Linked DNA regions of Homo sapiens: region 2 is linked to region 1. A link is a loop called in an ENCODE intact Hi-C map of the cell type or tissue named here. Cell type or tissue: heart left ventricle. All regions are shown on one strand. Each heading gives the region's core, and the rest is flanking DNA. Links, peaks and the distances in the headings are about the cores only. Region 1 overlaps GOLGA3 (golgin A3). Region 2 holds the start of PGAM5 (PGAM family member 5, mitochondrial serine/threonine protein phosphatase).

Region 1 (10,255 bases), core at 2,256-10,255:
CGGCGAGGCGCGGGGAGCGCAATGTGCTGGCGGGGGCCGGGGCTGGGGCCCGGGGAGGCCACCAGGGCGGGGCCGGGCGCGGGGCGGCGCTTCTTCGCGCCTCCCGGCCCCGGCCTGGCGTCCGTGGGGCGCTGTGCGTCTCCGAGAACGAAGCGGCCTCCGGGTTCGTGTGCTCCGAGCCCGAGTACTGTTTGCGGCCGTCGTCCCGTCCTGGAGCAGGAGTGAGGAAGCGCCTCTCACTCCCCCGCGAACCCGCAGAACAGGCCGCCGGCGCTATGGAGACCGGCGGAGCTTCCCGCTCCTTCACCAAGGGGCCCTGACGCGCAGTTGAAAGCGCGGATTTTGCCGGGCGCGGCGGCTGCGTCCGGAGTCCCAGCGCCTTGGGAGGCGAGGCGGGAGGATCCCCACGGCCCGGGAGCTCGAGACCAGCCCGGGCAAATATTTTGAAAGTCATGGTAAAAGCCGCAATTACTTTTGCACCAACCTAATAGTGAGACCCTGTCTCGAAAAAGGGAAGGAGGATTTTACTGTATGTAATTTAGATGTTTTATTTATTTTTTGATGCGGTGTCTTGCTCTGTCGCCCAGGCTGAAGTGCAGTGGCGCGATCTCGGCTCACTGCAGCCTCCGCCTCCTGGGCTCAAGCGATTCTCCTGCCTCAGCCTCCCAAGTAGCTGGGATTACAGGTGCCCACCACCACGCCTGGCTAATTTTTGCATGTTTAGTAGAGACGGGGTTTCCTCATGTTGGCCAGACTGGTCTCGAATTCTTGATGTCAAGTGATCCACCAGCCTCGGCCTCCCAAAGTGCTGGGATTACAGGCGTGAGCCACCGCGCCCCGCCTAATTTAGATATTATTAAATGAAAATGAAAGACCTGAAAAATATAATTGATATCCTTGGTTAAAAACATAATTGATCTGAGCGAGGTGGCTCAGGTCTGTAGTCTCAGCAACTCTGGAGCGTGAGGGGTGATGGTAGTTTCAGTCCGGGAGTTCGAGGCTGCCATGAGCGTGATCTCGCCTGTGAATAGCCACTGCACGCCAGCCTGACCAACATAGCAAGACCCCATCTCTTAAAAAATATCATTGGATGGTACTAATGGTTGGTTGGGCACTACAGAAGAAAGGGTCAGTAATTTTGAAGATGGATGAAATGGAAATTCAAACCACGATGAGATGCTGCTTGAAATCCACCAGAATGGCTAAAATTTAAAAATTGGCAATATCAAATTTTGCTGGCAAGAGCAAACACTGAGTTAACCACCTTGGAAAATAGTGAGGCAGTTTCTTTCAAAGTTAAACGTACACCTCTGCTGTATTCTGAGTGTCTGTCCCCAGCGTTCGTATGTTGAAACCCTAACCCCCCTTGGCCGGGCGTGGTGGCTCACGCCTGTAATCCCAGCACTTTGGGAGGCCGAGGCGGGCAGATCACGAGGTCAGGAGATCGAGACCATCCTGGCTAACACGGTGAAACCCAGTCTCTACTAAAAAATACAAAAAATTAGCCGGGCATGCTGGAAGGCACCTGTAGTCCCAGCTACTCGGGAGGCTGAGGCAAGAGAATGGTGTGAACCCGGGAGGCGGAGCTTGCAGTGAGCCAAGATCGCGCCACTGCACTCCAGCCTGGGTGACAGAGCGAGACTCTGTCTCAAAAAAAAAAAGAAACCCTAACCCCCAAGGTGATGGTATTAGGATGTGGGGCTTGTGGGAGGTGATAGGTCATGGGACAGAGCCTTATATACTTCCCTTAGAAGAGGCCCAAGAAGGCTGGGCACGGTGGCTCACACCTGTAATCCCAGCACTTTGGGAGGTCGAGACAGGAGGATCGCTTGAGCCCAGGAGGTGGAGACCAGCCTGAGCAATATGGCGAGACGCTGTCTGTGCTAAAAATTTAAAAAATTAGCTGAACGTGGTGGCACACGCCTTGAGGAGGGAGGATTACTTGAGCCTGGGAGGTCAAGGCTGCAGTGAGCGAAGATTGCGCCATTGCCCTCCAGCCTGGGAGAGAGAGACCCTGTCTCAAAAATAAATAAATAAACAAGTACGTACATACATACATAAAAAGGTAATTATGTAAGTCCTCGTTACGGAGCCTCCATACATGAAGGGCTTTAGAGCCGATTTGTTAAATGGTCAGCTGTAGTCAGCTGTTGACACCCAGCGTCCACTCTCCATTAAGTTATTAAGAGCTTTTTCTTAGTTACAGAAGCTCTCAGTGGGCTGTGGAGACGCTGCCGTCTCCTGAACACATCCAGCGACCACATGACTAAGCAAAGGCAGCGGAGAGTGGACGGACGGTGATGGACGCGGCCACGGAGCCCAAGCGCCCACAATGCGCATTCCTGTCTTTTCTCTCCCCGCTCACCTCAGAGCGGGACGGAAGGTGGGACTGGGAGAGCTGTTCTCGGGCAGGTGGACGCTGTGGATTAGCGGAGAGGGAAGGCACTTTCGTTCTCGGCACCGTGAGGCTGTCCTGGTCAATCCTGTTTTCATGCTTGAGGGTCTCTGGTGCAGCAGCTCCACCAGCCTTGACACCAGGACTTCTGTGGAATCCAGGTAAGCAGCCAGGGTCCTGATAGGGCCATGCCCTCACCCCCATGTAATGCATCCACTCCCAGTTAAATGAGAAAGGAACAATCACAGGAAAACATGGAGAACAACTCCACTGTTCAGAAGCCAACCCTATATTAGCTACTGTTTAGGTAGAAATGAAAAACTTTGAGACGTAAACTCCTGCAGGTAGAAGTAGATTTCCGGTGAATGAACAAAATGAAGCTTATTAGAATCAATGGCCTCTTCTGAGAGCCGTTCTGAATTTTTTTTTTTTTGAGACGGAGTCTTGCTATGTCGCCCAGGCTGGAGTGCAGTGGCGCGATCTCGGCTCACTGCAAGCTCCGCCTTCCGGGTTCACGCCATTCTCCTGCCTCAGCCTCCCCAGTAGCTGGGACTACAGGCGCCCGCCACCACGCCCGGCTAATTTTTTGTATTTTTAGTAGAGACGGGGTTTCACCGCGTTAGCCAGGATGGTCTTGATCTCCTGACCTCATGATCCGCCCACCTCGGCCTCCCAAAGTGCTGGGATTACAGTCGTGAGCCACTGCGCCCAGCCCTGATTTTATTCCTAGTTGTAATTTAACTTCTACTTCATTTCTGATCCGAGATCACAAAGGGGCCATGTGAGCCCCAGGGACTGAGCGGAAGCTGAAGTCTCACAGCTCGAGGATTTACTCCCAACGTGCTGGGAAAAGCCCTAGATGAGCAGGGAGTAGCTAATTTCTTTTCTTCCCCTTCTTTTTCAATATTAATTGGATTTCCTTAAAGGCCGTGTGTCTATTAAGTTTGTTATCAATGGCTATTTAGCACTTGTAGAAACCCAGCCGTATGTTACATACAGTAGGGTCTAGTCAGGAAAACAGCCCAGGCCAAGTGGTTCAGCAGAGGAAATGCAGGGGCAGGGACGGCAACCGCAGGACGCCAGAGGCCCTCAGGTGGAGATAACGGCCCTGAGTGGAAACGTACAGGCTCCAGAACCTGGTGGGACCTGGGCTGATGCAGGGGAATGAGGGGTTTCAGGGGAGCTACGGCCGTGACCATCAGACGCCCAGCTGCAGGGACAGGCAGGTGGCGGGGGGGGGGGGTCTGTTTTCTGGGTGAAGATGGGGGCATTTTTGAAAGCATTGGGAAGATACACTTGACGTATCTATCCAGTCTCCAGAAATGCACGTTTAACGCTCAGAAGGAAATCTTGCAACAATTGAAGTGCTGTGGGAGGCTCCGCGAGCAGAGACAAGATTGTCCTTCTCTGGGTTTCAGGGCATTTAGACATGACACTCAAAAATATTTCACTGTGGGCCGGGCGCGGTGGCTCATGCCTGTAATCCTAGCACTTTGGGAGGCAGAGGCAGGTGAATCACCTGAGGTCAGGGGTTCAAGACCAGCCTGAACAAAATGGTGAAACCCCATCTCTACTGAAAATACAAAAATTAGCCGGGCGTGGTGGCGGGAGCCTGTAAGCCCAGCTACTCTGGAGGCTGAGGCAGGAGAGTCACTTGAACCTGGCAGGCAGAGGTTGCAGTGAGCTGAGATCGAGACACTGCACTCCAGCCTGGGCAACAAGAGTGAAACTCCGTCTCAAAATATATCTATTTCATGTGAAGGTGAAATCCAACCCCGACGATGTGTAGAAAAGCCCAGCAATCTCCCGCAAATCCCTGAGCCGATGGCCGCGGAGATGGGTGTCCTGGTGGTGCTCCCAGAGCTGCCTCCCCAGGTGCCACCAGGACATGCTGCCTTTGGGGCTAGAGGTTCCCACCTCATCAGTAACGAGGGCATCGCCAGCCCTCAGCTGCCTTGGGCGCCCACAGTCGGCTTTCACGCCTCCCAGAGGTTCCGCCACCTTCAGCCCTCACTTCAGATGGAGTCAGAACTTAGAGATGTGGACACTGTGAAGGTCACCGGCAGCCAGTGGTGGAGCCGGGGGAAGGGTGTAGGACGCCCCCACACACAGGTGAAGAGGGCACTGCCAGGGGGAGGGCTGTAGGACACCCCCACACAGAGGTGAAGAGGGCACTGCCAGGAGGAGGGCTGTAGGACGCCCCCACACACAGGCGAGCAGAGGGCGTTGCAAACATGGGCAGAGGCGGCCCAGCAGCAGTTTAACATTGCCCTGTGTCCAGGAGAAAGGCCACTGCCCAAGTATGCTCTTTATCGCAACCTGCAACATTCCCCCTCAGACGGAAGCTTGTGTAGAGGCCGCCAAGTTCCAACAAATGCTCCCGACTGTAGACGCCACCAAGTGCTGGGACTTGCTCTCGTCATCTGGGAAAGGCTTGGGGACGCTGCCAGCAACTGTCATGTTTATCCATCAAGCTAGACGGCGGAAGTGCAGTCGTCTTAGTTTCCCCCATTATCTGCTTCCTGCTTTTTTTTTTTATCTCGAGTCTCAACTTTGTTGCCCAGGCTGGAGTGCAACGGCACGAACTCCACTCACTGCAGCCTCCACCTCCCGGCTTCAACAATTCTCCTGCCTCAGCTTCCTGAGTAGCTGGGATTACAGGCGCCCATCACCACGCCCGGCTAATTTTTGTATTTTTAGTAGAGATGGGGTTTCACCATGTTAGCCAGGCGGGTTTCAAATTCCTGATCTTGAGTGATTCACCCGCCTCAGCCTCCCAAAGCGCTGGGATTACAGGCATGAGCCACTGTGCCTGGCCTGCTTCCTAATACTACCCGAGGTCTCAGATTTCTGAGTGACCTGGTAATTTTTAAATCCTGAGTCTCCTTCATGCCTGTAATCCCAGCACTTTGGGAGGCCGAGGCGGGCGGATCATGAGGTCAGGAGATCGAGACCATCCGGGCCGACACGGTGAAACCCCGTCTCTACTAAAATACAAAAAGAAATTAGCCGGGCGTGGTGGCGGGAGCCTGTAGTCCCAGCTACTCAGGAGGCTGAGGCAGGAGAATGGCGTGAACCTGGGAGGCGTAGCTTGCAGTGAGCCGAGATCGCGCCGCCGCACACCAGCCTGGGCCACAGAGTGAGACTCCGTCTCCAAAAAAAAAAAAAAAAAAAAATCCTGAGCCTCCCATCAGCGATACGTCCTCTGTCCTACACTCAACCCAAATTCCTGACAGTACCTGCCGCCACTCTAAGCCAGGAAGAAGTGACCCATTCATCTCTGCCAAAACCACTCCTGACACCCACTGCTGAGCTCTGTAGCAGGACGCAGCGTGGAGCTTCGAGCTGCTGAGACAGACACAGCTTAAAATATACCTGTCAGTGCAGTGCCTGCAAACACGTAGCAACTCCATGGAGAAAAGGAAAAAGTTCAGATACATACATGTCCCCTTAAGGGTTCTATAGACCAAAAAAAATTATATCCTTAATATTTCAGAAAGTTAAGGCCACAGAAGGTGGTCAGGGAATTTTTACTCTGTGTAGCAATTCTCTGGGTACAGAAGCTGGTAACGCTCACAGGAAGAAGTGCATTAATCCCACAGGGCCAAGCCCAGCGACCACCACTTCCTGCCCCTTTTCTGTACTTTTTAAACCATGGTGGCCTCTAATAACGTCTAACTGAAAACTCTGTACCTGGTTAACTCTTTTTTTTTTTAGACGGAGTCATGCTCTGTCACCCAGGCTGGAGTGCAGTGGTGTGATCTCGGCTCACTGCAACCTCTGCCCGATCAAGCGATTCTTCTGCCTCAGCCTCCTGACAAGTGGGGATTACAGGCGCCCGCCACCACGCCCTGGCTAATTTTTTGTTTAGTAGAGGTGGAGTTTCACCATGTTGGCCGGGCTGGTCTTGAACCCCTGACCTCAGGTGACCACCCCCTCCCAGCCTCCCAAAGTGCTGGGATTACAGGCGTGAGCCACCACACCCAGCTTACGCCTGGTTAACTCTTAATGACCAAAATCAAAGTATGGATGAAAAAGACGAGAATCTGGGAAGTCACATTGCTGAGGTCTGAGAGTCATGACTCCACTGTCACCGGGGAGGCCCAGCAGAGGGCAGCACCTGGATGATGAGACCCAGTTCAGGAGGCGCAGCACAGAGCGGTCACCATCCTTCCCCGGTTCACCGGGAAGCTTGCTCCCCCTCCTTCTGTATTCCTGGCAAATGACAACGGGCAAAGCGAAGCGTGGGCCAAGGACGGAGGAGGCGGTGCCGCGCGTCTGCCGTGGTCACAAGCCACAGAAGTTTGCTTCACTCCTGCCAGAAACCGGCAGGACAGTAGAATTCTCTTTTAAAGCACGTGTTGAACAGAGTGTGTAATAACATGAGATTAAAAAGTTACTGCCAAACGACAAAATATAACTATTAAAATGAAGCTTCCAATGAATATGAAAATCTTTACCAAAAAATAGTTTATTGCACAAAATTTAAGGAATTCCCAAGCACACTTACATTTGTAAAAAATCAACGTGCTTTTTAAAGTTACACTTTGTCAGACACGGTGACCCCTTTCCCAAGAACAGCCACAACTTGAGGACTCTCTTTTGTGAGGAAATTTTTAATAAAAACAAGTAACTCAAAAGCACTGAATTTTCCAGACCCTCTAACACATTTCCCTCCGGATCCTGTGAGAGCCTGAGATCACTTATGACGAGATTCACCTGGACCTTCCGGTCAGTGAGCTCAGAACACCTCACACCACAGCGTCACTCAACTCAAGTCCCTCCTCACATCAGAGGGCTCCTCGAAGGGAGGCCCCAGGACGGTTCTCTCAGATTTGCTGGTCCCTCCCCTCCTAGAATCTTCACGTACAACATTCTGTTTTTGTTTTTAAAGACCTCAGGGAACTAGAACTCGGTTGTGGGAACCCTGCACCAAGGAGAGTTGAGGGCCAGCTCCTTAGCGCAGCACAGCACGGACTGTGTTCTGGTGGGCAGGGCCCCTGCTGGACCCACCCGAGGAGAGTCCATTTCACATCCTATCAGAAACACTGCCTGATCCATATTGCAGAGAGTGGGAACGGGTGTGAGTCCGTAAGACCCGTAGCATCAATCTCACATATACCACGGAAAAACACATGAAAACCAAGTTACGTTGTTTTTGGAACATCAGAAAAACAAGTAGTGACATCGTGAAGTGCCCTAGCCTGTTGTGACACACGGTGTGGGGATGAACACGCCGCCCTAGCCCGTGACACACGGCGTGGGGATGAACACGCCACATAATGCACTGGTGACCCTGTTTTGTAAGCAGTACTCCCAACTTCACTGCCTTTTCCGTGAGGATATTCCATCATTCCCACTTCTGCCCACAAGAACAAAATAATTCAAACTTTATGCACTGAAGTAACTCTGGAAGGTAGAAGTGCCGGGAGAGTCCCTTGGAGATAAAAAAACCTCAACAATAAAAAAAAGCAATTTAAAAATCCAACTGCAGCCGGGGGCGGTGGTTCACGCCTATAATTCCAGCACTTTGGGAGGCTGAGGCTCAGGATCACCTGAGGTCAAGAGTTCAAGACCAGCCTGGCCAACATGGTGGAACTCCACCCCTCTAAAAATACAAAAATTAGGCTGGTGTGGTGGCGGGCACCTGTAATCCCAGCTACTGGGGAGAATGAGGCAGGAGAATCGCTTGAACCCAGATGGCGGAGCTTGCAGTGAGCAGAGATCACGCCACTGCACTCCAGCCTGGGCGACAGAGCGAGACTCTGTCTCAAAAAAAAAAAAAAAAAATTCCAACTTCCTCTTTTAGGCGTCTTCTTAAGGAAGGAAGTGTCCGCGTGAACACGAGAGGCCTCAGATCCAGAAGCACAAGCCGTGCATGAAAACACCAAAAGACTCACTGCAGGGAGCAAAGGCAGCCAGGCCCTGCCAAACCAGAGGGGGCCCTGGCACCGGCGACCACAGAGCGCTGGGGGAGGCATCGCACCCAAGGGCACACACGCAGGAAAACCGGGGTGAGAACATAGAGCTACTTTTCCTTCGGTATTTTCAGAATTAGTCTGTCCTAAGAGAAAAAAAAATACATGGTGAACATCACTCACTTGAGGACTTCCCATAAGCAAGGAGAAGTCGCTCCCCACTGAATGTGTGATTTCTCGATTTTAGATTTTTTAAAATCATTTATTTATTTTTGAGACGGAGTCTCGCTCTGTTGCCCAGGCTGGAGGGCAGTGGCGCGATCTCGGCTCACTGCAAGCTCCGCCTCCTGGGTTCAAGTGATTCTCCTGCCTCAGCCTCCCAAGTAGCTGGGATTATAGGTGCGCACTACGACACCCGGCTAATTTTTGTATGTTTAGTAAAGACGGGGTTTTGCCATGTTGGCCAGGATGGTCTGGACCTCTTGACCTCAGGTGATCCACCCGCCTCGGCCTCCCAAAGTGCTGGGATTACAGGCATGAGCCACCGCGCCCGGCCCGATTTCTTGATTTTAAAATTAAAACAAAGGGGTAGTACAGCCAAAATAAATAAGAACGTAAATTGCCGTATTTTTTTTTCTAATGGTACAAGAACAATTTAGTAAATAACATCTTCAACTTAAGATAAAAAGTAGGATATATTTATAATGAAATTTTCAAGTATTATTTCAAAATTAACCCTGTACAAATGATATATTTTGGAAATTCCAATATTTGCTAGAGAATATTTTTTAAATACCAAACATCTTTGTGGTTAATGCTACCTTAACCTTACCAATTAACCTTCTAAAAGTATATTACAACAGAACACAAATAGCTTAAAACACACCATACTGTTTTCTCCACAAAACAGACACCAGACACCGACATGAGCACATCTGGCCTGGCCAGTGACTCAGAACCTCATTTCAGACCAGTACATCTGCAGAGGAGGCCACGCGGACCCATTCTCTCTCTCCTAACTCATATAATAAATATTATTTTAGATTTTCTTAGCAAACTAGGGGACAACTTACAGACCCCACCTCTCCCAGTCAGCCAGTGTCTGCAGGGTTTCAGGATTTGGGGTAGGAAACAGAAGATCTCACACATGTCGTGCTGATTTTAAATAAGGCATCTGTCTCTGAGACACCTGGGAGAGCACAGCCACCTTCCTCACGGTGCCTGCCTGTCTCTTCCGGAAGTCGCCTCTGCTTGCCACATGATGCTGGTGTAACCACAAAAGATCCAGGACTTCTCGATGACTGCAGAAGTACAGGTGCTCCTACACACGAGTACAGGCGCTCCCACAGACAATGGTAAAGATTTTCACTTGGGGAACAGGAGTGTGAGGTTTGTTACCGCCTGCGACCTACACCTGGCTGACTCCAGGGGAAACCGCGGGAGTCGCTGCAGGGAGCCCCTGGTCTGCTCTCCTCCTCCTCCTCCACCGGCCTCTCCCTGTGCCCCCCCAAAGGTCAGATCAGATATGGGGCCTCAGTGTCCTTGTGCCTCCTGATGGCCGTCAGGCCTGACCAAGGGTCCAAGCTGCCCCTTCCCAGTGGCCAGCCACGGTGGAATCACACAGGGCCAGTGGCCTGAGAGGAAGAGACCAGCAGGAAGGAAAGATCCTCAGCAACAAAGTAAAACCAGAACAACAGAGGACCTTTCTGTGTAAGAATATTTGGCTTTAGAAGGTAAATAAAATAATTATATTTCTTAGAATTTTCTGACTATCCCTAAATCCTGCAGGTAAATTATTCCCAACAAATTTTCAAAAGGCAATCAATAATAAGTAGGTTCTTCTTCAATAACATGAGCATATGCTTCTTAAAGACTGGGTGACAGGCCGGGCGCAGGGGCTCACGCCTGTAATCCCAGCACTTTGGGAGGCTGAGATGGGCAG
Region 2 (16,156 bases), core at 3,658-11,657, 57 kb before region 1:
AGCTGGGAAGCCGCGCCTCTGAGTAGCGTGGGGGCAGAGTCGCCATCCTAGGTGGGTGCAGGTGTATGCGGAAGCAGCATTCATTCAGCAAGCGTTTCCTGAGCAGTGACTGTGCGCCATGCTGCTAGACTCGGAGACGCGGCGATTAACCAGACACATGGGCTGCTACTTTCATAGCACCACGTGCCAGGGAGAGACTCAGCACTGGGCCAGAGGATTCTGGGGAAGGGTGAAGCTGCTGAGTCACCAAAGCAGGGCAGTGGGATGGTGATGGGTTAGAGGAGGGAAGGTCTGGGGCCCCTCCGCTGTTCGTCAGCTGTGTCCCCTGAGGAGGGTGCAGCCACCTGCATGATGGCTGGTCCTGGAGTGAGAGAGGCTGAACCAGGAGCTAAGGTGTGCGGTGAAGGGGGCAAAAGGAGAGTGACTTGGCTTTGGGATTCCTGGGCCGCTGTAGCCTGTGAACACTGTAACTAGGGGACCGTTTTTCTTCTCCACTCCTCTCTGCTAGGGGCCTAGCACAGCGTTTGGTACGAACAAAGGCTCAGTAAATGCAGTAATGGATGGGTGGTTGGACCAGCTGACCAACAAACGGGTAAACAAATGAACTGGGTGACTGAGGCTGGATAACTGGCCACGGCCTCCCGCTGACCGTGGCCTGTTGGACTGTTCTTTTCGGCAGTTCCGGGTGCTCTTCGCCAACCTGGCAGCTCTGTTCTGGTATGCCTACCTGGCCTCCTTGGGGAAGTGACGACCGCTGGGAGAACATCAGGTGCACTGTGGACGTGGGTCTGGGGGTCTCACCCGCCCAGCGAGAGCAGAACCAATCCAGTCAGGATGTCACTGACTCTAAATCAGGTGATTCAAGATGCCCAAAAATGATGGATAGAGAAACAGAAATCTCTGAATGTCAGAACCCTGTCTTTTAAAAAGGCAGTCGCTGCCTTCAGGTGGTGCTGCCCCAGAAACTTAAAATTTAGTCGAGGCAGTTTCAATTGTTACTGTGGACCGAATTAGGATCACAATAAACGATAATGCAGGTTCTTCAATGGTGACTTTAATCTCTCAGAACAATTGCTGTTGCTTTGAAAGACATGCATAGCCAGATGTTTTTTAAATTTTCGTGTGTGTGGTACGATACATAAAACACAAAATTTACCATGCATCTGGTCGTGGTGGCTCATGCCTGTCATCCCAGTACTTTGGGAGGCCGAGGCAGGAAGATTGCTTGAGGCCAGGAATTTGAGACCAGCCTGGGCAACACAGCGAGACCTCATTTCTACAAGAAAAAAAAAGAAATACATATATATACACACACACACACACACACACACACACATATATATGTATATATGTGTCTATATATACACACACACACACACACACACATACACTCCTGGGATATCTTCCTGCCACAGTCTCCCAAGTAGCTAGGATTATAAGTTCCCACCCAGCCATACCTGGCTAATTGTTTTCTTTTTTTTGTAGAGATGGGGTCTTCCTGTGTTGCCCAGGCTGGTCTTTGAACTCCTGGGATTACAGGTGGGAGCAACTGCACTGGGCTCTTTTTTTTTTTTTTTTTTTTTTTTGAGACAGAGTCTTGCCCCGTTGCCCAGGCTGGAGTGCAATGGCGTGATCTCAGCTCACTGCAACCTCTGCCTCCTGGGTTCAAGAGATTTCTCCTGCCTCAGCCTCCCGAGTAGCTGGGATTACAGGTGTGCACCACCATGCCCGGCTAATTTTTTGTATCTTTAGTAGAGAAAGGGTTTCGCCATGTTGGCTAGGCTGGTCTCGAACACCTGACCTCATGATTTGCCTGCCTTGGCCTCCGGAGGTGCTGGGATTACAGGCTTGAGCCAACATTCCCGGCCCTCTTTCCTTTTAATAAAGGCTGACTTTTGATTGTCCTTAAGATTCTTTAAAGAAAATAAAAATAGGCTAGGCTCGGTGGCTCACGCTTGTAATCCCAGCACTTTGGGAGGCTGGGATCACTTGAGGCAGATGGATCACTTGAGGTCAGGAGTTCAAGACCAGCCTGGCCAACATAGTGAAACCCTATCTCTACCAAAAATATAAAAAATTAGCGGCTGGGCAGAGCGGCTCATGCCTGTAATCCCAGCACTTTGGGAGGCCAAGGCTGGTGGATCACGAGGTCAAGAAATCGAGGCCATCCTGGCCAACCTGGTGAAACCTTGTCTCTACTAAAAATATAAAAATTAGCAGGGCATGGGCAAGGCGCGGTGGCTCATGCCTGTAATCCCAGCACTTTGGGAGGCCGAGGCGGGCGGATCACGAGGTCAGGAGATCGAGACCATCCTGGCTAACATGGTGAAACCCTGTCTCTACTAAAAAAAATACAAAAAATTAGCCGGGCGTGGTGGCGGGCGCCTGTAGTCCCAGCTACTTGGGAGGCTGAGGCGGTAGAATGGCGTGAACCTGGGAGGCAGAGCTTGCAGTGAGCCGAGATCGTGCCACTGCACTCCAGGCTGGGCAACAGAGTGAGACTCCGTCTCAAAAAAAAAAAAAAAAAAATTAGCAGGGCGTGGTGGCACGTGCCTGTAATCACAGCTACTCGGGAGGCTGAGGCAGGAGAACCGCTTGAACCTGGGAGGCAGAGGTTGCAGTGAGCCAAGATCGCTCCACTGCATTCCAGCCTGGCGACAGAGAAAGACTCCGTCTTAAAAAAAAAAAAAAAAATTAGCTGGGTGTGGTGATGCATGCCTGTAATCCCAGCTACTTGGGAGGCTGAGGCAGGAAAATCACTTGAACTGGGAAGGCAGAGGTTGCAGTGAGCCAAGATCGTGCCACTGCACCCCAGCCTGGGCAACAGAGTGAGACTCTGTCTCAAAAAAATAAATAAATAAAATAAAAAATAAAAATAGGGCTGGGTGCAGCGGCTCACGCCTGTAATCCTAGCACTTTTTGAGGCCGAGGCAGGCGGATTACTTGAGGTCAGGAGTTTGAAACCAGCCTGGCCAACATGATGAAACCCCCTCTCTACTAAGAAATAATAAAATAAAAATTAAAAACTTAAAAGGCTGAACATTGCCGTGTGCGTGGACTGCATTTTGCCTGTCCGTCTGTCCGTCAGTGGCTAGACTGTTTCCAGCTCCTGGATGCCGTGAAGGATGTGGCGGTGAAGACAGCGGCACTAATGCCTGCTCAAGTCCTGCTTGCCTTGGGTTTTCAAAGAACTGCTCTTTCAGTTCAGAATATTTAAGGTGGGGTCGTTCCCAAAGGAAGTTTAGGGCATTTGCAAAAGTAACAGATGCTCCTGCAATTGATGCAGAAGGTGACAATTCTGACTATCCCTCTAACTTGCCACTTCCCAGTGAGTCCCACCCCCTGCCATGATGGAGGATTAAGAACCTGGATCTCAGAACAGATTCTAGATTAGAATCCAGAGATGACAGTACTGACACCGCTTAGGGCTGCTTTGTGCCGGAACTCTTCTGAGAGCTGCAGCAGCCCTGAGGGAGGTGCCATTGTTTTCTCTACTCCACATGTGGGGGATGCAAGATGCCTCAGCTAGCAAGAGACAGTCCTGATTCAGAGGCAGTCAGCCAGGTCTTGAGCCACCATCTTCACCACCTCATCATAGGGCATCAGAGTGTCACGGCAAGGTCAAGAGAATTTGCTGGAGAAGATTTCACATCATGTATATGGCTTACCACAGCCCGCATCCGGTCAGTTCGCTGAACACACCTTTACGGAGTGCTGTCAGGCACACAGGGGAGAGCAGAGACCAGGAGTTTTTAGTTTCACACACTTAACAGTCATCAGAAAACAGGCTTTTTTTTTTTTTTTTTTTTTGAGACAGAGTCTCACTCTGTTGCCCAGGCTGGAGTGCGGTGGCATGATCTCAGCTCACTGCAGCCTCCCGTTTCCAAGTGATTCTCCTGGCTCAGCCTCCTGAGTAGCTGGGATTACCAGCGCGTGCCACTATGCCCTGCTAATTTTTTGTATTTTTAGTAGAGATGGGGTTTCACCATGTTGGCCAGGCTGGTCTCGAACTCCTGACCTCAAGTGATCCATCCGCCTGTCTCGGCCTCTCAAAGTGCTGGGATTATCGAGCATGAGCCACTGCGCCCGGCGTAAAAAATACATTAAAAAAAAATATTTTCTCCTGGGCTGGTCAGTTTCCACACAGAGGAATCCTTTAGTTCTTGTCAGGGCATTGGGGGAAGGATGGTGGTGGTAGCTGAGCAGGGAATGAGCCTAGTGGCCAACATTCTTGTGGCTATCTGGAGGAAAGGGGTTAGAGGTCCTACTCTTCCTTATGTGAACTCTGTATAATCCCATCTTTATTACTGCATCCCCAATCTGAGCTATGCTTGGTGTCCTGAAATCCAGAACCCTCCTGTTCAAGTCCCCTGGAATGGCCTTTCTCTAGTGCTCCACGGTGATGAAAGTGAGCTATTCCCCTGAACATGTGGGGGAGAAACGAAATGTGGAAGGCAACCTTTTCCTCTAAATGCTCCTGCTTTCAGCCCCACAGCTCTCAGACAGGAGGCTAATGCTGCCAACTCCCAGACTCTTCCAGACTCACTGGATTAAATGAACTTGCTTCCTGGTTTCCTTCCACATAGGCACTGGTGTTCCATATTCTCAGGTCGATAAAGATCTGATCTCCAGCTCTTGAACTTTTGTTAACTGATTTATCTGCTGTCATTTCTTCTTATGGATTCAACTATGTCCTTGTGGATTTTCCCTTGTTTTTTATTTTATTTTTTGAGATGGAGTCTTGCTCTGTCACCCAGGCTGGAGTGCAGTAGTGTGATCTCAGCTCACTGCAGCTTCTGCCTCCTGGATTCCAGCGATTCTCCTGCCTCAGCCTCCTGGGTAGCTGGGATTACAGGTATGTACCAGCTAATTTTTGTATTTTTAGTAGAGATGGGGTTTCACCATGTTGGCCAGGCTGGTCTCAAACTCCTGATCTCAGGTGATCTGCCCGCCTCGGCCTCCCAAAGTGCTGGGATTACAGGCATGAGCCACTGAGCCTGGCTGATTTTCTTTTTTTTGAGACAGAGTCTCTGTCACCCAGGCTGGAGTGCAGTGGCACCATCCTGGCTCACTGCAACCTCTGCCTCCCAGGTTCAAGCGATTATCCGGCCTTAGGCTCTCGAGTAGCAGGGACTACAGGCGCGCACCACCACGCCAGGCTTTTTTGTATTTCAGTAAAGACGGGGTTTCACCATGTTGGTCAGGCTGGTCTTGATCTCCTAACCTCGTGATCCGCCCACCTCAGCCTCCCAAAGTGCTGGGATTACAGGCGTGAGGCACTGCGCCCGGCCCAATTTTCCTTTATTTTTTTGAGACAGAGTCTCGCTCTGTCGCCCAGTCTGGAGTGCAGTGGCGCGATCTCGGCTCACTGCAAGCTCCGCCTCCCGGGTTCACGGCATTCTCCTGCCTCAGCCTCCCTAGTAGCTGGGACTACAAGCACCCGCCACCATGCCCTATTTTTTTTTTTTTTTTTTGTATTATTAGTAGAGACGGGTTTTCACCGTGTTAGCCAGGATGGTCTCGAGCTCCTGACCTCGTGATCCGCTCACCTAGGCCTCCCAAAGTGCTGGGATTACAGGCGTGAGCCACCACGCCCGGCCTTCCTTTTATTTTTATTTTTTAAATCTTCCTATCATTTTTAGTAAATGACCTGGAAGCAGCAGACCCAACTGGAAGCGTACAGGTTCAAGAAAGCCTGTTTAAGCAGAAGTCTCAGTATTTCTGTGGAACCATTCAGTTTTTTTATTTTTATTTTTTTGAGACATTGTTTCACTCTGTTGCCCAGGCTGGAGTGCAGTGAGGCAATCTCAGCTCACTGCAACCTCCGCTTCCTGGGTTCAAGCAACTCTCCTGCCTCAGCCTCCTGAGTAGCTGGTATTACAGGCTGGAGCCACCGTGCCCGGCTAATTTTTGTATTTTTAGTAGAGACCGGGTTTCACCATGTTGGCCAGGCTGGTCTCAAACTTCTGACCTCAGGTGATCCGCCTGTCTCGGCTTCCCAAAGTGTTGTGATTACACGCGTGAGCCACCGAGCCCAGGCCCAAGTGATTTTTAAATAGCTTAAATCAGATCATGTCATTTCCCAATTTTAAAATGGGCAGAGATGGTCCAGCAATCCCACTTCTGGGTACAGACGCAAAACAATCAATGAAAGAGAGATCTGCACGCAGCACTGTTCACGCTAGCGAGGAGATGGCAACAGGGCAAGCGTCCAGCAATGGGTAAGCGGTGGGGTCGGTGCACGCAGGCGTCCAGCAATGGGTAAGCGGTGGGGTCGGTCCACCCAGGGAGCGCTGGTCCCCCTGGAAGGAAACCCAGGCTCTAACGCGGTCCCTCTGAGGACCCTGCTAGGCGAAACGCGCCGGCCATAGAAAGACTGTCCCGCAGGAGAGGGCGGTGTTCGGCCCGGGGTTTGAGGGGTCGGGACCAGGAGGAGGGACAGCCCGGCCGAACCTGAACGCACTTCAGGCCGCTTGAACAGCACACGCAGGAACTGCGCCGACGGAAAACTTTACTTCGTGTTCCGCCACCAAAAAAATATCGTTTAAACAAACCTGCGGCAGCTTCCCAGCTCCCTTAAACCAGGATCCCAAGTTCTCCGCGTCTCCGCCCCTGCACCCAGCCTCCGGCCTCGGCAGGCGCTTCCGGTGCGGAACCTTCTGGAAAGTACCGCGCCGCCCTCCCGGCGTCCCCACAACCCCGCCCGCACCTGCGCGCACCGGCGCTCGCGAGCACAAGTGACGGGACTGGAGCGTGGCGCGGCAGGTGGCTCCACGAAAACGCCCCTTCGCGCAAGGCTGCCCCGCGTCCTGCCGCGCCCCAGGAGGCGGGACTTCCGCCCCCGCCGCCCGGAAGCGGCAGCCGGGGGAAGCGTGTTCCTCGCGGAGCGCCGTCGGGGCCGTGGGCGCCTGCGCGGGCCGGCGCGGGAGCAAGCGGCATGGCGTTCCGGCAGGCGCTGCAGCTGGCGGCCTGCGGGCTGGCCGGGGGCTCGGCCGCCGTGCTCTTCTCGGCCGTGGCGGTAGGGAAGCCGCGCGCAGGCGGGGACGCGGAGCCACGCCCGGCTGAGCCGCCGGCCTGGGCGGGGGGCGCGCGGCCGGGCCCCGGTGTCTGGGACCCCAACTGGGACAGGTGCGCGCGGGGCTGTTTGGGGCCGGGGTCGGGATGGGGGTCAGGGCAGGTGTTACCGTTGGGATCGAGATCGGGACCAGGTTTAAGGTTGCGATCGGGTCGGGATCTGGGGTCGCCGTCTGCTTTCCCCAGCGGAGGAGCCGCTTTCCGGGGCCGCTCTGCGCGGAGGGTTCCGGGGGCGGCTGACCCTTCCCGCCGGCTTCTGTGGCCGAGCTCCGTCGCGTCCTCGCCCTTCTCCCCGCCCCTGCGAGTCCGCCCTGGGTGCCATCGCCGGAGCGCGGGCCGGGGCGAGGCTGAGGTGGAAGCCGGGCCTCCTTCAGGGGCGTTTGCAGGAGCGCGCCCGCGAGCTGCGTGCGGTTATTGAGCGTTTGAAATATGGCTCGTGTGATTCCTGAAGGGAATGCTTAGTTTACGTCAATTTAAACTTAACGCAAGCAGGGCCGGGTGCGGTAGCTCAGGCCTGTAATCCCAGCGTTTGGGAGGCTGAGGCCGGAGGATCGCTTGAGAAATTTGAAACCAGCCTGGGCAACATAGTGAGACCCCCATCTCTACAAAAAATACAAAAAAAATTGGCCGAGCGAGGTGGCGCGCGCCTGTGGTCCCAGCTACTCGGGAGGCTGAGGTAGGAGGATCCCTTGAGTCCAGGGGTCCCAGGCTGCACAGTGTGAGCCGAGATCCCGCCACTTCACTCCAGCCTGAGCAACAGAGCCTGTCTCAAAGGAAAAAAAAAAAAAGTAGTGCAGGTTTTTAACATTAGTTATGTGTTGAAATAGTATTTTTAGCATATTGAATTAAAAGTATGATCGAAATTCACCTGTTTCTTTTTAATGTTGCTATTAGAAAATGTATAATTTCACATGTTGCTGGCATTCTGTTTCTGTCGGCCAGGACTGCTCTAGCGGCAAGGATGGTTTTCCCAGTCCTAACTCCTCATTATACTCAGTACTTTGAGAAAGGGGGCACAGAATTATACTACTGTGGTTGCGTTAGGTACTTTATATTAGATTTTTATCTTTTGTTAACCTTATTTCCTCTATTATTAGCATCATACACTAAGCATGGTGTATATATCAAAATTAATGAGCCAAAATAATATAGATTAATTATAGTTATTATATTAGTTTATAATACATTACTGTTAACTAAGGTTCATGTTTCATTGAGATTTCCTCAGCTTTTACCTGCTGTTCTGTTCTAGGGTCCCACATGACAAGTAGTCTTCATGCCTCCGTAGGCATGTTTTGGCTGTGACAATTTCTCAGACTTGTTTTGATGATCATGAGTGTTTGAGGCGTCCTGGTCAGGGGTTTGGTAGAAGGTCCCTCAATTGAGACTTCTCTGAAGGTTTTCTCATGATTAGACTGGAGTTACATTCTTTTTCCTTCTTTTCTTTTTTCTTTTTCCTTGAGACGGAGTTTCGCTCTTGTTGCCCAGGCTGGAGTGCAATGGTGCAATCTCGGCTCACTGCAACCTCCGCCTCCCGGGTTCAAGCAATTCTCCTGCCTCAGCCTCCCGAGTAGCTGGGATTACAGGCACGCGCCATTATGCCCAGCTAATTTTGTATTTTTAGTAGAGACGGGGTTTCTCCATGTCGGTCAGGCTGGTCTTGAACTCCCAACCTTAGGTGATCCTCCCACCTCGGCCTCCCAAAGTGCTGGGATTACAGGCATGAGCCACCATGCCCAGCCTGTTATATTCTTTTTTAAAAATCAGAATTCTGAAAAATCAGAAATTCTGAATCAATATTCTGAATTTCTTAGGTCTTTTTAAGGAAACAGATTTACTCTGCCGTTAAAGAACTTGAAGTAGGCTGGGTGCGGTGGCTCACACCTGTAATCCCAGCATTTTGAGAGGCTGAGGTGGGCGGATCACTTGAGGTCAGGAGTTCGAGACCAGCCTGACCAACACGGTGACACTCTGTATTTACTAAAAATACAAAAAAATTAGCCAGGCATGGTGGCATGCACCTGTAGTCCTAGCTACTTGGGAGGCTGAGGCAGGACAATCACTTGAGCCCAGGAGGTGGAGGCTGCAGTGAGCCCAGATCGTGCCACTGCACTCCAGCCTGGGTGATAGAGTGAAACTCTGTCTCAAAAAAGAAAAAAAAGAACTTGAAGTAGAACCGGGAGCTGAGCCCAGCCTTTCTCTTTTAAGCAGGTGTTCTGTATTTGCTTGTCATGTCTGGGGAGAAGTGAATTGGGCCTTGTGGGTTGGGAAAGACTTATACAGACAGAAGGCATGAGCAACTACAGGAAGGTGCTAGAAGACAGCATGTTTCTTCTTGAGTCTCACCTGTCCACACTTGAAAGTTCCAGAGCCTCATCTGGTGAAATCTCCAGCTTCTTCCTGGAGGTCTCATGCAGTTTACGGCTTCCTGTCTCTGTGCCTATAGCTCCCAAATATTTTCTCTGGCTCAGCCTGACTCCCCCATACCTGCCAATTTGAGTCTTGGCCTGGTTTATGACAGGCCCCCAGGTCGGCGTGGCCCAAACGGAGCCCTTGAGTCACCACCGTGCCCTTCCACAGCTTCCTTTTCCGCCACTGTCTCAGCGAGTAAATACCAGCAGGTTCGACTTTTGCTATTCCCAGCTCTGCCGCGTTGAACTTTTTTTGTTGCTGTTGAGACAGGGTCTCGCTCTGTTGCCCAGGCTGGAGTGCAGTGCAGTGCAGTGGCAAGATCATGGCTCCCTCCTAGGCTCAAGCAATTCTCCCACCTCAGCCTCCTGAGTAGCCGGGACTACAGCTGTGGACCACCTTGCCCGGCTAATTTTTTAATGTTTTTGTAGAGACGGGGTCCCCCTGTGTTGCCCAGGCTAGTCTTGGACTCCTGGGCTCCAGTGATCTGCCCACCTCGGCCTCCCAAAGTGCTGGGATCCACTCTTTTTCAGATTCCAGCAGCTCTGGAACAGACCTTCATAATGGGAATGTTTTCTTCCTCACTGAGTGTTTGTTTATTTATTTATTTTCTGAGGCGGAGTCTCACTCTGTCGCCCAGACTGGAGTGCAGTGGCACGATCTCGGCTCTCTGCAACCTCCGCCTCCCAGGTTCAAGCGATTCTCCTGCCTCAGCCTCCCAAGTAGCTGGGATCACAGGCGTGTGCCACCAAGCCCGGCTAATTTTTGTATTTTGAGTAGAGGTGCAATTTCACCATGTTGGCCAGGCTAGTGTCGAACTCTTGACCTCAGTTGATCTGGCCACCTCAGCCTCCCAAATGCTGGGATTACACGTGTGAGCCACTGCACCCGGCCTGAGGGTCTAAAATGTGCTTAGTATGACTGAGGACATGATGTTTTAATTTTATTTAATTTTGCTTAAATTTTGAATTGAAACATCCTCATAGCTAGTGGCTGCTGTTGGGCATTGCAGTTCTAGGCTCTGCTGAAGCATCATGGTCAGGGAGGCCCATCTTGGCCCCGTGGACACTTTCCGCCTGCGCCCCGATAGCCGCTGTCCTCTTTCCTAGCCTGGCGTTCTCCGTAACCACAGTTGCGTTTGGGGTAGTCTGTCTCCTGCTGTTCACTGTCTGCCTCTCATTAGAGAAGAAGATGCACAGGGCTTTGCTTGTCTGTTTTGCTCTCCAGCGCATCACTCAGAACAGACCTGGCACTAGCTTTGTGGGAGGGAGAGTGGCGGTATGCTCAGAGAGGCCTCCCCAGGGCTGTGCCAAGGGCCTTGTCTTCTCTCCATGCTCTTCCCAAATAGTCTGACAATTTGGAAATAACATCTTGTCAGAAAAACTCAAACTTGGGAACAGAGGTCTCAAGGACATATCTTGTATTTCAACATCAGGCGAGAACCACTGTCTCTGATCAACGTGCGGAAGAGGAACGTGGAATCTGGGGAAGAAGAGCTGGCGTCCAAGCTGGACCACTACAAAGCCAAGGCCACGCGGCACATCTTCCTCATCAGGCATTCCCAGTACCACGTGGATGGCTCCCTGGAGAAGGACCGCACTCTGACCCCGCTGGGTATGTGGTGGGTTCAGATCCTCTGTGGACCCTCGTGGTTATGTGGCCAGGTGCATATCTGCTGGCGCCTTGGTTATGTGACTGGGTGCAGGTCCTCCGCCGACCCCCTTGGTCAGCTTTCTTGAAAGTGCTTGGGGCACTGGGCCTCCTGGGGCCCATGTCCGAGACCATCACCCCTGAATCACACATTATTACCAGTAACTGTCAGCTGAACTTGGACAGAAGACAAGCTTTTCAAAATGTCCTTACCTTGGCCGGGCGCGGTGGCTCACGCCTGTAATCCCAGCACTTTGGGAGGCCGAGGCAGGTGGATTACCTGAGGTCAGGAATTCGAGACCAGCCTGGCCAACCCGGCAAAACCCTGTCTCTACTAAAAGTACAAAAATTAGCCAGGTGCAGTGGTGGGCGCCTGTAGTCCCAGCTACTCGGGAAGCTGAGGCAGGAGAATGGTGTGAACCCTGGAGGCGGAGCTTGCAGTGAGCTGAGATCGCACCACTGCACTCCAGCCTGGGCGACAGAGCGAGACTCCGTCTCAAAAAAAAAAAAAATGTCCTTACCTTGGCCAGGCACGGTGGCTCACGCCTGTAATCCCAACACTTTGGGAGGCCGAGGCAGGTGGATCACCTGAGGTCAGGAGTTCGAGACCAGCCTGGCCAACAGGGCGAAACCTCGTCACTACTAAAAGTACAAAAATTAGCCGGGTGCAGTGGCAGGCACCTGTAATCCCAGCTACTAAGGAGGCTGAGACAGGAGAATTGCTTGACCCTGGGAGGTGGAGGTTGCAGTGAGCCAAGATTGCACCACTGCACTCTAGCCTAGGTAACAGAGTGAGACTCCGTCTCAAAAAAAAAAAGCCCTTAACTTTTAGCAAATGTTGGACAGATCTTGTTTGCATGAGACCAAATGCAGTGCATATCCCAGCAGTGATTTTATACCTGCTTGATGCCTTGGAAAGCGGCGTGGCTTGTGCCCTCGGCTGCTCACCTGGACCTGCTGCCAAAGACGCTTCTCTGCGGCCTGTGGCACTCACAGGCCTGATGCCTGGCGTCTGCTTGTTTGTTTGTTTTGAGACATAGTCCTGCTCTGTTACCCAGGCTGGAGTGCAGTGACGTGATCTTGGCCCGCTGCAACCTTTGCCTCCTGGGTTCAAGCAATTCTCCTGCCTCAGGCTCCCAAGTAGCTGGGACTACAGGCACACGCTGCCACTCCCAGCTATTTTTTTGTATTTTTAGTAGAGACGGGGTTTCACCGTGTTAGCCAGGATGGTCTCTATCTCCTGACCTTGTGATCCACCCGCCTCGGCCTCCCAAAGTACTGGGATTACAGGCGTGAGCCACCACACCCAGCCTAATTTTTTTTTTTTTTTGTATTTTTAGTAGAGATGGGGTTTCACCATATTGGCCAGGCTGGTCTCAAACTCCTGACCTCGTAATCCGCCCGCCTTGGCCTCCCAAAGTGCTAGGGTGACAGGTGTGAGCCACCGCGCCCGGCCTGGCCTCTGCCTCTTAATGCCCTGTTGAACAGGCGGGACTGAGCAACAGGATCCCGCCTGTCCCCACTGGCAGATGCTGCATAGACAGCGTCCAGGAGGGTCCTTCCACCTTGTCCTTGTGTCCCTGTGCAGGTGGATCTGTAGAAGAAATGCCTGCCTAGAGAAGGAAATGCAGGGTGGGCTAAGGTAGAGTTTACATTTTGAAAAGTTCTTCGAATGGGATAGTGCCTGTTCATGCACATACTAAAAGTTCAGATAGTAAAAATGTGCAGGGCTGTCCTCCACAGACGCCGCCCCCCAGTCCCCAGAGCTGTCCTGGCTGCTTGTGCACAAAGAAAGTGGAGTGACAGATGCAGGTGTGGCTGCATCCAGTGGCTTCGGCCTTCCTGAGGCGTTTTCACCTGGATGCAAAAGCTCACAAGAGAAAAGGCATCTGCACTGGTGTCCGGCCCCCACATAGCAGCTTGGGGTGTTTAGGTCCCGCTGTGTTGGCCTCCGCCATGGCGCGTGGTTGGGGGCCTGTGAGGCTCAGGTTTTGGACACAGTTGAGTGAGGGTGACAAGGGGGGACCCAGAAACCACCCCTGGGCCCCACCAAGCGCCAGCCACCATCCGGTTTGCTTGCTGCTCCATTGGTGGAATCAGATGCATGTTTTTTCCTGTATGGGGGTGAAGACAGTTGAGTGCCGGCCCCTCTGGCCCAAGCCTCGGGCGGGCAGGAGCCATCGGCTGAGCTTGCTGAGCTTGCTGCCTGATCAGGGGTCGTGTTTGCGGGCGGAGGAGGGGGTGTTTGCGGGCGGAGGAGGGGGTGTTTGAGGGTGGAGGAGGGCGTGTTTGCGGGCGGAGGAGGGGGTGTTTGAGGGTGGAGGAGGGGGTGCAGGTGCGGCACTCAGGTGCCTTTCACCTTCCAGGTCGGGAGCAGGCTGAACTCACTGGGCTCCGCCTGGCAAGCTTGGGGTTGAAGTTTAATAAAATCGTCCATTCGTCTATGACGCGCGCCATAGAGACCACCGATATCATCAGCCGGCACCTGCCAGGTGAGTGCTGCGCGCGGGGCCTCCATGCTTGCAGCAGTGGGCGGCTCGTGGCAGGGCCCCGGCCTGAGCTCCTGGCCACCGGGAGGTCACAGCATCTCCGCCGGCGGGGCCGCCTCACCCAGCGCTTCGCTGTGCTTCTCTGCAGGCGTCTGCAAAGTCAGCACAGATCTGCTGCGGGAAGGCGCCCCCATCGAGCCAGACCCGCCCGTGTCTCATTGGAAGCCGGAAGCTGTGGTAAAAACCTCCCCGGGGGGCAGCTGTGTCACCCTCGCCTTCCCTGGGCAAAGCGGCCCTGCTGGGCTCACCATCCACCACGTGCCCGGCCGTCCCACGGGCTTCCCCGGGCGGCGATGGGGTCTGTCCTCCTGACACCCGCCCTGCCCGAGCACTTCCGCACTGACGGCTCCTCACTCTGCCCCCAGCAGTATTACGAAGACGGAGCCCGGATCGAGGCCGCCTTCCGGAACTACATCCACCGCGCAGATGCCAGGCAGGAGGAGGACAGTTACGAGATCTTCATCTGTCACGCCAACGTCATCCGCTACATCGTGTGCAGGTAGGCAGCTGCTGGGCTGGGCGTGGTCTAAAATAATTTCAGACTTAGAGAAAAGCATGAGGAAGAAGCCGAGCGAGACCCTCCTCCACTGCCGATGCCACCCTAGTCAGGCCTCACCAGCCCCCGGGCGTCCACTTCCCGCGAGTCCTAGTCAGTTACGCGGTAGGTGGCGTGTTACTTGGAGCTTCTCATAAGGCTGTTTTGGGCAAGGGTGGTGCAGACAGGGAGGGACCCCTGTGGTGTCCTGGGTGGGGTGCGTGCTGGGTGGGGGGTCCTGAGTGGGGTGCGTGCTGGGTGGGGGTGTCCTGGGTGGGGTGTGTGCTGGGTGGGGGGTCCTGGGTGGGGTGCGTGCTGGGTGGGGGTGTCCTGGGTGGGGTGCGTGCTGGGTGGGGGTGTCCTGGGTGGGGTGCGTGCTGGGTGGGGGTGTCCTGGGTGGGGTGCGTGCTGGGTGGGGGGTCCTGGGTGGGGTGCGTGCTGGGTGGGGGTGTCCTGGGTGGGGTGCGTGCTGGGTGGGGGGTCCTGGGTACGGTGCATGCTGGGCGTCCGCACTGCCCTGGTTGTTTTCCCTTTGTAATTGAACGTCCTGTTTCCCCTCAAACTCGACCAACCACCTTCTGCCTCCGGCTGGATCCCACTGGCAGCATCCCGCCGCTGTTGTCCGCTGGGGATTTTGTGCTTCTGGGGTCCTGACCTCTTTCACTTGCTGATCTGTGGGCGCTCCCACCCGTGTGCCAGCGTGACGGCTCGGGGTGTCCGCTCCCCTCTGGGTCGAGGCCACAGCTGAGTCACGTTGCTGCTCGGGCTGCTCCCTCGGGGGGCCCTTGTCCCTCAACCTGCTCTGGTGCCCCACTCTCAGCACCACAGAATGATCCGGGTTCAGGTTGCGTTTTCCCTGCCACCACCCTGCAATCAGCCACTTCTTTAAGGAGCTCCAGGGCTGCAGCCACGTTAGAGGGCCCCTTGGGGGGCAGGGCCAGCTCTACGGTTACATGCCTGAAACAGTCAGAAGGGTTGGCCAAATCTCACTAAATGCAAATTTGAAACAAATTTGCCTCTTCTCTGGATCCATTAGGAAATGTGTGTGTGGGCTCCGCAGCTGAGGGGGCCCTCTTGAGTGTGACGAGTCCTGTGGTGGGAGGACAGGACGGCACTGGTCAGTGATGCCGTGTGAGGCTGGGCCCTGGTCTCTGCCCGTCTGTCACCTGGGCCTGTCACCAGGGCTGGGGCTGCTGGGAGCACCATGGTCAAGAGCAGCAGCTCCCAGAAAGTCGAGGATGTACGGGCCGAGATTCTCAAGCTTGGCTCCAGACCAGATAGAGCTTTTCTGGGGGTTGGAGCCTCCGGGTGGTGTGGCCTCAGGCTAAGTGAGTACCTGTTTGCTGTGAGTCGTTCGTTGCCTCCTGTCTGTGCTTGTGAATGAGCCATATGGGTGGCTTCTATGCTGCCACCACCACCTTGTGTGTCCATGACACAGTCACCCCGAGGTGACACAAATGCTAAAAATGCACAGAAATAACCGGGGCGGGAGAGTGGAGCCGACCTGAGTCCACACAGTGGTGAGGGCCAGGCACGTGCACCTGGACACGAGAATATGGCTGTGCTGTTCCGGCCGGTGCCGCCAGGCAGCCCTGAGGAGGCTCGGGAAGCAGCGTGAGGGTGGCCATGCGGCCCACTGAGACAGGGCGGTGGGTGGCTCAGAGGCGATGAAGGCAACTCCGAGCTTTTCCGCAAATGCGAATTGTGCCTAAGAAGTGCATGAAGATGCCACGGCGGGTAGATCCCATCTCCGTTCTTTGCTTTCCCAGAAAGGGACCTGTTGCACTAACTGGCTGCTCCCTGCTTTTATATGGGAAAAGCAGAAATTAAACTGTGTTTCCTCGTAAGAAGTCAGCGTTGTTCTGATCTGTGCAAATCTTGAGTTGGGGTTGGGCCCCTGTCCTAAAGAGGGCAGGTCCCCAAGTGTGATGGCTCCATT

The links. Hi-C counts contacts between places; a loop is a spot of excess contacts. Peaks named below come from ENCODE experiments on the same cell type or tissue, not always from the same donor. Only the 100,000 strongest peaks of a DNase experiment are listed, where the experiment ranks them.
Region 2: a loop joins it to region 1, with 6 times the contacts of the local background. A loop is called at or near these places in 21 of 110 quality-filtered maps.

Annotation. Positions count from the first base shown.
Region 1 is chr12:132,762,066-132,772,320 of GRCh38, forward strand. GOLGA3 (golgin A3) reads right to left here. Exons shown (of 24, transcript NM_001389683.1): 24 at 6,849-10,255. Among named protein-coding and RNA genes, the nearest start is that of ANKLE2, 5.4 kb to the left of the region's middle. RefSeq lists a silencer at 1-185, enhancers at 336-435, 5,798-5,847, 5,958-6,007, 7,476-7,645, 9,737-9,936 and a cis regulatory region at 7,561. In heart left ventricle, for the core only: a CTCF peak has its summit at 6,503 (motif pointing right); DNase peaks (open chromatin) are centred at 2,346, 4,826 and 6,536; H3K4me3 peaks cover 647 bases; H3K27ac peaks cover 1,849 bases.
Region 2 is chr12:132,703,940-132,720,095 of GRCh38, forward strand. PGAM5 (PGAM family member 5, mitochondrial serine/threonine protein phosphatase) reads left to right here and starts at 6,903. Exons shown (of 6, transcript NM_001170543.2): 1 at 6,903-7,128; 2 at 10,919-11,097; 3 at 13,500-13,625; 4 at 13,771-13,859; 5 at 14,048-14,181. The coding sequence starts at 6,938. LOC124903063 (a long non-coding RNA gene) reads right to left here and starts at 6,656. Exons shown (of 2, transcript XR_007063551.1): 1 at 6,555-6,656; 2 at 1,039-1,276. PXMP2 (peroxisomal membrane protein 2) reads left to right here. Exons shown (of 5, transcript NM_018663.3): 5 at 680-1,046. The coding sequence ends at 748. RefSeq lists enhancers at 1-857, 6,420-6,469 and silencers at 3,371-3,571, 6,640-7,099, 7,310-7,419. In heart left ventricle, for the core only: a CTCF peak has its summit at 6,760; DNase peaks (open chromatin) are centred at 6,336, 6,782 and 7,408; H3K4me3 peaks cover 2,770 bases; H3K27ac peaks cover 892 bases.